Regions from separate parts of the Homo sapiens genome. Here region 1 is linked to region 2. The links are chromatin contacts, found by Hi-C or POLR2A ChIA-PET in ENCODE. All regions are on one chromosome and are shown on one strand. Each heading gives the region's core, a stretch centred on a gene start or an enhancer-like site at or near the end of the contact. The rest is flanking DNA. Distances are from core to core; before and after follow the strand shown.

Region 1 (4,102 bases), core at 653-3,152, 460 kb after region 2:
CCCAGGTTTAGAAAATAATCATCCTACTCCTATTTAGAGTATACACTGTGAGCATTCAAATGGTGGATTGGATTTGTATGTGTGGCAGGGTGGGGTGGGGGTGTGTGTGTGTGTGTGTGTGTGTGTGTGTGTGTGTGTGTGTACAGTCAGCCCTCTGTATCTGTAGGTTCTGCATCTGTGCATTCAACCTTGGATTGAAAATATTTTCTTAAATGTGTCCGTACTAAACATGTACTGATTTTTTTTCTTGTCATTATTCCCTAAACAATATGATATAACAACAATTTATATCACAACTATATTGTATTAGGTATTATAAGTAATGTAGAGATGACCTAAAGTATATGGGAGGATGTGTTATATGCAGATACTATACCACTTTATATCAAGGTCTTAAGCATCCTTGGATTTTGGTATCCGCAGGGTTCAGAGGTGAGTCCTGGAACCAGTACCCCACGGATACCGAGGGACGACTGTATATTGTAAAGGGTCTAACCAAATGTGTGCCACTTTTTCCTAAGAGTTATGTCAGTGGTTCTCAAACTTTAGATAGTATAAAAATAATGTGATACCTTTATTTAAAATGAAGATTGTTGGTTTCATCCTCCAAAAGACCTTGATTCAGTGGGTACCAGTAATCTGCATAGTGGTTAAACACAAGGGTTCTGCAACCAGGCTACCTACTTGGGTTTGAATGCCAGCTCTACCACTGATTAACTCTGTGGGGTAAGGTATTTAACTTCTCCATGATTCCAGTTTCTCATTTGTACAGTGGGGTAATAATAGTACCTTCCTTGTAGAGTTGTGAGGATTGAATGATACAGCTTACTGTTTTAGCCATTTTTATTGTTTTCAAATAAGCAGGTCAGTCGCTTCTGGTGAAAAACACTGAATTATGAATAGGAAAATCAATTAAAAATGGCATAAAAACATCTATTATTGACCCTTAGCACTCTTTCCATTTACTTAAAACCTTGAAATAAATCTTGGATTTGGTCTTAATGAAAGTGGCACATGATTAAGCCTACAAGAATTTGAAAAGTGGAAAACCAAGTAATAGTATTTGCATCATTATGTTTGATGAGAGTGAAAACTTACGTTTATCCCTGTTGTATTGTTATGATGCATTATATATTTGTCATGTAGGGGAAATTGTTGGATTTTTTAGTGATAATTATAGAATATTGGTGATTTAAGCTTTTATATCAACTTTAACATTTACTTACGACTTTGTTAAATTGGTAAAATTCTTTTTCCTTTATCTGTTTTGTAATCAAAGAAAGACTATTAGACTGAAAAGTGAATATCAGTTTTCCTAATAGTTACTTTTTCCTAAAAAGTCTTTTCATTTAACATTTAAGAGAGAAATCTAATGTTATATGACTTATCTTTTGTACATAATTATGACAGAAAGTTACAGGAAGTATTTTTAAAAACTAATGTGTTGAGTCTCAATAACATAAGTTTTAAAAATAATTTAACAGCCTTAGTTACCCTAAGTCTGCTTTTCAACAATAACCAAAAAAAAATCTTCCATGCAGTGTGCCCTTGCTCCCATTTCATATGCATGATTGATTTTAAAGGCTGCTTTGCAGAAGAACTCCAGAATCCAGCTGCTAAGACTTATATTACATTGTTTTCAAACATAAGAAAAAACTCACTGATCCTTAACATACCTCTGAAAAAACTATACTTCTCCATCTAACCAATGGAGAAACTAAGGGATAAGAAATAAAGTACTGCAACATAACAAATTGAAACCAAAATTAAAATTAGGGTTTTGTTGTTGTTGTTGTTGTTGTTGTTTGTTTGTTTGTTTTGAGACGGAGTCTCGCTCTGCCGCCAGACTGGAGTGCAGTGGCACAATCCTGGCTTACTGCAATCTCTGACTTCCTGGTTCAAGCGATTCTCTGTGGTTTCCTCTATCAGTGTGTCATCTTAGGTCATTTTACCTCTGTTAGTTTAATCAGCTTTTTAACTGCTTACTGTATTAAGATGTTTTGATTATATCATTATTTTGAATTGCTCCCTCTTAAAATGAATATTTTTAACCTCCGCTTTTTGTTTCACTTTTAACAGCAGGAGTTCTTCCCCCTTAAAATTAATATAGTTCTCCCTTAAAAATATATATAGTTCATTGAGAGAAACATCTGTGTTTAATCACATGGTTGTTTATCAGACTAATTTGGCTTTCATGTCACAAGTGATATCCTTATTTGCAAGTTTTTAAGTAGTCCTTGTTGCTGGTATGGTGATGATAAGAAATAAAAAGAAATTTTCCCATCTGCATAGTTTTAGCAGATGCCATTATAATTTTAGTTTAAATACAATATAAATTTTGAATTTATACCATGCATTTAGTATTTCACTTATTATTTTTATAATAAATTACAGGATCTTTTTATTAGAACGGGAGTGAATGTGTGATCCCTTTTGTCTGGACCTATTCATTTTTACTTTTCTACATTGTTTTCCTTTTGCTTTGCTTTTTAATATAATCTACCATATTGTTTGTATTTTTTAATGTTACCTTATGTCCTTTTTTGGAGCAAGTAAATATCTTTTAGACCTATTGAATTTCTATCCAAAGGACATAATTTCTAGTTTGAAGTATCAGTAAAGTAAGGAATGATTTATTATGTAGTTCTGAGATACGGTCATGGAGTTTTTTTTTTTATCTCTACAGGGCCTCCCCACTCCCACCACATACATACATTGCTGCTTGTTGAGTTGAAGAGAGGACCTTTTAATATTACCATTTAATAAAAATGAAAGCTTAGATATAAACTGAATCCTAAAACTATAATACAAGTTCAGTTGTTAGATTTCTTTATTTTTGTGTTGTTATAAAGACCCTTTTAAAAAGAATATAATATAGTAGGAGAAGTCCTGGGTTCTGTGGTTTCCTCTAGCAGTGTGTCATCTTAGGTCACTTTACCTCTGTTAGTTTAATTACCTTTTATATGAATTGGAGATAGGTCTCTTTAGCCTAGGCTAAGGCTTGGACAAATTACACATTTTTAGTCCCTTTCAGCTCTGAGATCTGTGATTTTGTAGCTCTGCCATGGATTATATTAAATGAAAGGTTAACTTGAGGGAGTGTGACAGCCTTGGAGAGGTTCTTGCTGGGAGATAAAACTCTTCTTGTAACCTCTGTGGCTTGACTGAAAACCTCCTCTCATAAGTGTTAGCAATGTGACCTGACTGTAATCTGAGCTGCTATGGAGTTTCGTGTTCACCCCTGCAGGCCCTGTGCCTCAGATACGTTTTTCAAATGCAAGATAATGAGAAGGAGGTTTTAATAAGGTGTTTTGCTTTTTTAAAAAAAAATCTTTGTTCTCCTTTTTTAAGTTGAACTTTATTTATTGGGTTGATTCTGTTTTTAAAAACATCATATGAAGTTGAGTTGAATGTAATGGCCACATATATGCCTTATTTTGGAGGCAGAAGAGAGGTAGTAGAGTTGTATATGACATCGAGTTGGCATAAGTCAAACTAATTGTGTTCCTATTCAGTTTTATAAAAGGTTAATTTGACTCTATATATTGGGTATATATATTAGGTATACATTAAATATACATATAGAGGGAATATATATTAGTTTTAATATATAAAGTATAAATTGTTATGTAGCTATTAACGTCATTTTAATATAACCTCAGAATAAATATTATAGCTAAAAATATTTTAAGAAACAATTGTCTTATCGTACATTTAATTCAATATGCCATTCCCTATTTGGAAATTAATCTTGTATTTTCATACTCATTAGCTCCATGGTACCAGAATGTTCCAGTAGCCATGTTGATTTATAATTCATAGTCATTTAGTACCTTACTACTCAAAAATGTTATTTGCAGGCAATACCTGGAAACTTGTTAGAAATGCAGAATCCAAGGTCTCACCTCAGACCTACTAAACAAAAAACTGTTTTATTAAGATCCCCATGCAATTCTTATGCACATTAAAGTTTGAAAAGTACTAATTTAGTACAGTTTACTAACTAGATACAGCCACTTGAAAGTGTTATTTTATGTAGCTCTTAAGCTGTGTGATTTCATTCGTGGTTTGGCTTCAGAACTGTGTTATCTCTTGCTTTAAA
Region 2 (4,214 bases), core at 1,312-3,811:
AAATATCCACAAGCGATTCTGATACATACCAAAGATTAAAAGCTGGAGCCTAACATACGAATGGAGTATGGGGGGCGGGTACCACTTAAATAAAAATAAATGTATTGTCTACAATTTATGACATTTTTCACTACGTGGCAGTAAAGTATTTTGAAGTAGGGGTACCTTTTTCCAATGAGGACATGGTATTTTACAGGACGGGGACTCTCTGTGATGCCATTCCAGTAGTTACCTGCTACAGGCTGGCTACCTCATCTGTGGAGCTCCAGAGACCACGAAAGATAACACTCATTGCCATAGCTACTTGTCAGCGCATAAGAAAGTGAACACACAGCTGGTACCAATGACCTTCCTTTTCTGTTTCCAAGTTAATGGCTGGCACCAAAGGTCTATTCCTCTACCCTACTGGTTTATCACTGGGCTGAAGAAACCCAAGTAGTGAATTACCCACTAGGACCCTGGAAGAGGAAGTACAACGGTTATCCTCAGTTTTCCCTGGAATCTGGAATGAGCTTCCTAGTTTACTGAAAGTCTACTTTGTTGCCTTGAATTTAACCCAATCCCATATGTGATAATTATTTTAGCATATTTGATAATAAAGATTTTAGGAGTGTTGCCCAAGAACATCCTTCATTTCTATCTCTGGTGCTGAAATCACCAGTGTCCTAGGAATTCATGTACTATTTGTCCCCAGCTAGAAAATAAAATGCATCAAACGATTACATGCTTTTTCACTTGTGATCAAAAGGAAACGGTATCAGCCACTTGAGGCACAGCAAAGCAAATCTATGTAGTATTTAACAAGTGTACAATTATTTCAAAAGCAAAGCTTACAACTAAATACCTGTTTTTACAAGTCAAACACTAAGAAGTCAGTACAAAACTGGCTGCAAACACAAATCAAAGGTGCTATAACATTATTTTAAAGAGAGAAGGAAAGGGGAAAAAAAAGCTCTCTCCTTCCCAAAGTGTAATTTGTTACTATGAAATTTCTGGACAGTCTTCGAAGACTAAGCCTGTGAAGGGGAGGAAAATATTCCTTTTAAGTAGTTTGCAACTGTAGGCTACTTCTACCAAATCAAAGAGCTACACTTATTTAAAACCACAGGATTGGAGCCAAACTGTGGTCTATCAACTCAGGATGCCAACTTTTTAGTGTATTAACAACAACATGAAGACAAAGAAAAATACGATGGGTCTGAGTGGCTAGGGATATAGATTGTAAGAGACTTGTGGAATAGGAAAAAAACTTAGACTGGCCAGACCATAAAAATACCAGAGATGCCCACAGACAGCCTTCAAGTATGCACCGCTGGCTATGCTGCAGTGCTATGCTTAAAGCGTGAACGACATGAGTATTAGAAGGCGAGAAGTAAGAAAAGCAAACAGTCTTACACTCCTTTTCACTTCGGGAATAAAACTCTTGGCTTATATAGGGCATTCGTAAACCCGGCCCCCGGTTAAACCGACAGTTTCTTCATGCCCAGGTCTCTAACCTCCCTCGAGACATTCCAAACCTAGGAAAGGCGGCGAGGGAGAGGGACCAGAAGTTCTGGAAACCCTTCGAATCTTCAGTTTGCGCGAATCCTACCACAGTCAGGAAGCAGAGTTAGGGTTCTTATTCTTGAGAGCTCAATGCCCGAGTTTCCCCTGTTTGAGAGCCGAAGACGCGGAAGAGCCGCGGAAGCCAGGCGAACGCTCAGCCGGGTTAGCCAGCTCTCCGGGTCTCCCGCGCGGTGGCATGGCCGCCAGAGCCCTCTGCCCTCCCCGCCCTCTGGGGGCCCCAGGCCCCGCCGAGCGCGGGAAGCGAGGGACCTGGGCACCCAGTGCCTACGGCCGCTGTCCTACCAAATACAAACGGCGAGATATTTGCGCTCCGGACGCCCTCACTTCTGACCCCGCGCGGCGCACCTCCAGTTGGGGCTGGCAGGGACCCACTCCCCACCATTCGGCGGGACTGGGCCCCGCACCCCGCGCCTCGCGGGGGCTGCCCACCCGCAGCGGAGCCAGGTGAGCCCTGCGCGCGCGGCGCACAGAGCCCTCGGACCGGTGCGTCCAGAGGAGCCCAGCTGTTCCGGCCCCCAGCCTCGCTAGGGGCGCGGCGGGCGCGCCTCACCTGCTTGCCCCGGTAGAAGAGGCGCTGGCATTCGGGCCGCACGTCGAACAGCGCCCACACCCGCTCGCGCAGCTCCTCAATCGTGGCTTTGCGAGACACGTCCTCAATGGTGCACGTCTTGGAGCCATCAATGGTGCGAACCTGTATCCACATCTTGGCGCCTAGAGAGGAACCGGTCCCCTTTGTCTCCCCCTGAGCTCTGGGCGCCGCGCCCCGCCCGGCCCGCGCCGCTTTCCCTGCGGCTCGGGCCCTCAGCGGCAGGCGGGCGAGCGCGCCCACCGGACCGACCGGACGCCGGGCCCGACAGGCGGCGACGACTCTCAGCGCGCGCGCCCGACTAGCCGACTTGAGGAGAGACGACCGGAACCACTCTGAGGCGCTGCCGCAGACACCGCCTCAAAGATAGGAAGAGGCCATGTCTGCGCCGCGCAGAGTGTTTACTTATAGAGCTGGAGCTCCCACATGGAGGTCACGGCGCCAAGCCGGATCTCGCGAGATCCACGCCGGGCTCCGCCTTAAAGAGGAAGCGGCCCGGGAGAGGGTTACAGACCCGAGGGAACGAAAATGGGCAGGCGCGGAGAGGGCGGGTCGGAGGGGCGGGGCTACCAAAAGCCGTTACTTGCCCCACCGCCTGCACCTGGCCACTGGGCACGCCCTCTAGCCTTTGGGTTTCGGAAGATTGCGCGGCTACCACATCGGTTGCCGTTTTGAGGCCTCGTTTCAGAGCTGAGGGGGCGGGTGCCTCCTCAGGCTTAGCGGATATGGTTCTTTGGTCTCAAAAACACACCAAAAATAAGAAACCCTGGCGTGCACTTGTATAATCCTGGAAAGGGGGCGCGGGTGGGTGCGGCCTAAACTTCCGAGAAAGAACTGAAGGAAATGTGTGCGCTCCACCGCGCTCAACAGGAAAGCTCCCGCCACGCGGCCTGGCGGGTCGGGTCGCCCGGGAAAGGCCCCGGGGGCCCTCCTGCTTCGCGAACACGTTTCCCGCCTGGCCGCAATGCTACTTTCGCGCGGAAACCCACTTCCGAGGGTTTCCCGTCGCCTGGCGGAGGCGGCAGCTCCAGGCCTATCCTCAGGCCGCGGGTCCCGCTGGGATCGCCCTCTCTGGCTTGCAGCGCTCCCAGCCGGCCCTCCGGCCTTGGAGAAGTCGGGGCAGCTGCCCGAAAGGCCGCTCTCTAACTCCGGACATTTCCGTTCGTAGACTTTCCGCGTTAGGGGTGCCTTTGGCCTAAGGGATTGCGGGTTTGCGGGAAACAGTTTTAAATAATGCAGAGCTACGCGCCTCCGAAGAAAGAACTCCAAAGACCCTACTAGGATTAAACCCTCAGAAGTGGGCCCAACGCAGCACTACCTAACAGGGCTTCCCCCACCCCCCACCCCGCCTTCTTAATCCTTCCCTGCTACAGCTGGGGAGTCGGGGTGGGGGTGAGTGGGTTTATTTTATTTTATTTATTATGTATGTATGTATGTATGTATGTATGTATTTAGAGACGGAATCTCTCTCTGTCGCCCAGGCTGGAGTGCAGTGGCGCGATCTCGGCTCACTGCAAGCTCCGCCTCCCGGGTTCACGCCATTCTCCTGCCTCAGCCTCCCTGGGGTAGCTGGGACTACAGGCGCCCGCCACCGCGCCCGGCTAATAGTCTCGATCTCCTGACCTCGTGATCCACCCGCCTCGGCCTTCCAAAGTGCTGGGATTACAGGCGTGAGCCACCGCGCCCGGCCAAGTGGGTTTATTTTAAATGAAAATATGTCTTCTCAAGAAGGGAGAGAGGATATAAACGTAAACAAAACAAGACAACTTGGACTTCACATTTGCCAAAATCGGTAACTTAAATATTCACATAGGTGCTAATTATTCCCATAAAGGTACAGTACCATTTTTTTGTAATAAACTAATAAACAGCTAAAATAATTACAAGCACAGACAAATCCAGTAGTATATCATGAAAAAGAAGAGAAAGGCCGGGCGCAGTGGCTCAGGCCTGTAATCTCAGCGCTTTGGGAGGCCGAGGTGGGCGGATCACTTGAGGTCAGGAGTTCCAGACCAGCCTGGCCAACATGGTGAAACCCCATCTCTACTAAAAATATTAAAAA

The links. Hi-C counts contacts between places; a loop is a spot of excess contacts on that map. ChIA-PET counts read pairs that join two places held with the same protein, here RNA polymerase II (POLR2A). Pooled maps may share reads with other maps.
Region 1: a pooled map shows a loop between it and region 2 (1.9-fold over the local background). The contact joins the enhancer-like site here to the promoter of UHRF2 in region 2. A Hi-C loop is called at or near these places in 2 of 50 pooled maps. POLR2A ChIA-PET finds 5 or more read pairs at or near these places in 2 of 52 experiments (A673 and activated CD4-positive, alpha-beta T cell).

What each region holds. Positions count from the first base shown.
Region 1 is chr9:5,947,076-5,951,177 of GRCh38, reverse strand. The region is part of intron 4 of BRD10 (bromodomain containing 10); the gene reads left to right. Among named protein-coding and RNA genes, the nearest start is that of MLANA, 58 kb to the right of the region's middle. Within about 2 kb of position 1,902, at least 6 of the 41 ENCODE cell types and tissues checked have a DNase peak (open chromatin) inside an H3K27ac peak, as active enhancers do.
Region 2 is chr9:6,411,546-6,415,759 of GRCh38, reverse strand. UHRF2 (ubiquitin like with PHD and ring finger domains 2) reads right to left here and starts at 2,561. Exons shown (of 16, transcript NM_152896.3): 1 at 2,117-2,561. The coding sequence starts at 2,269. RefSeq lists silencers at 1,744-2,173, 2,244-2,423, 2,704-2,843.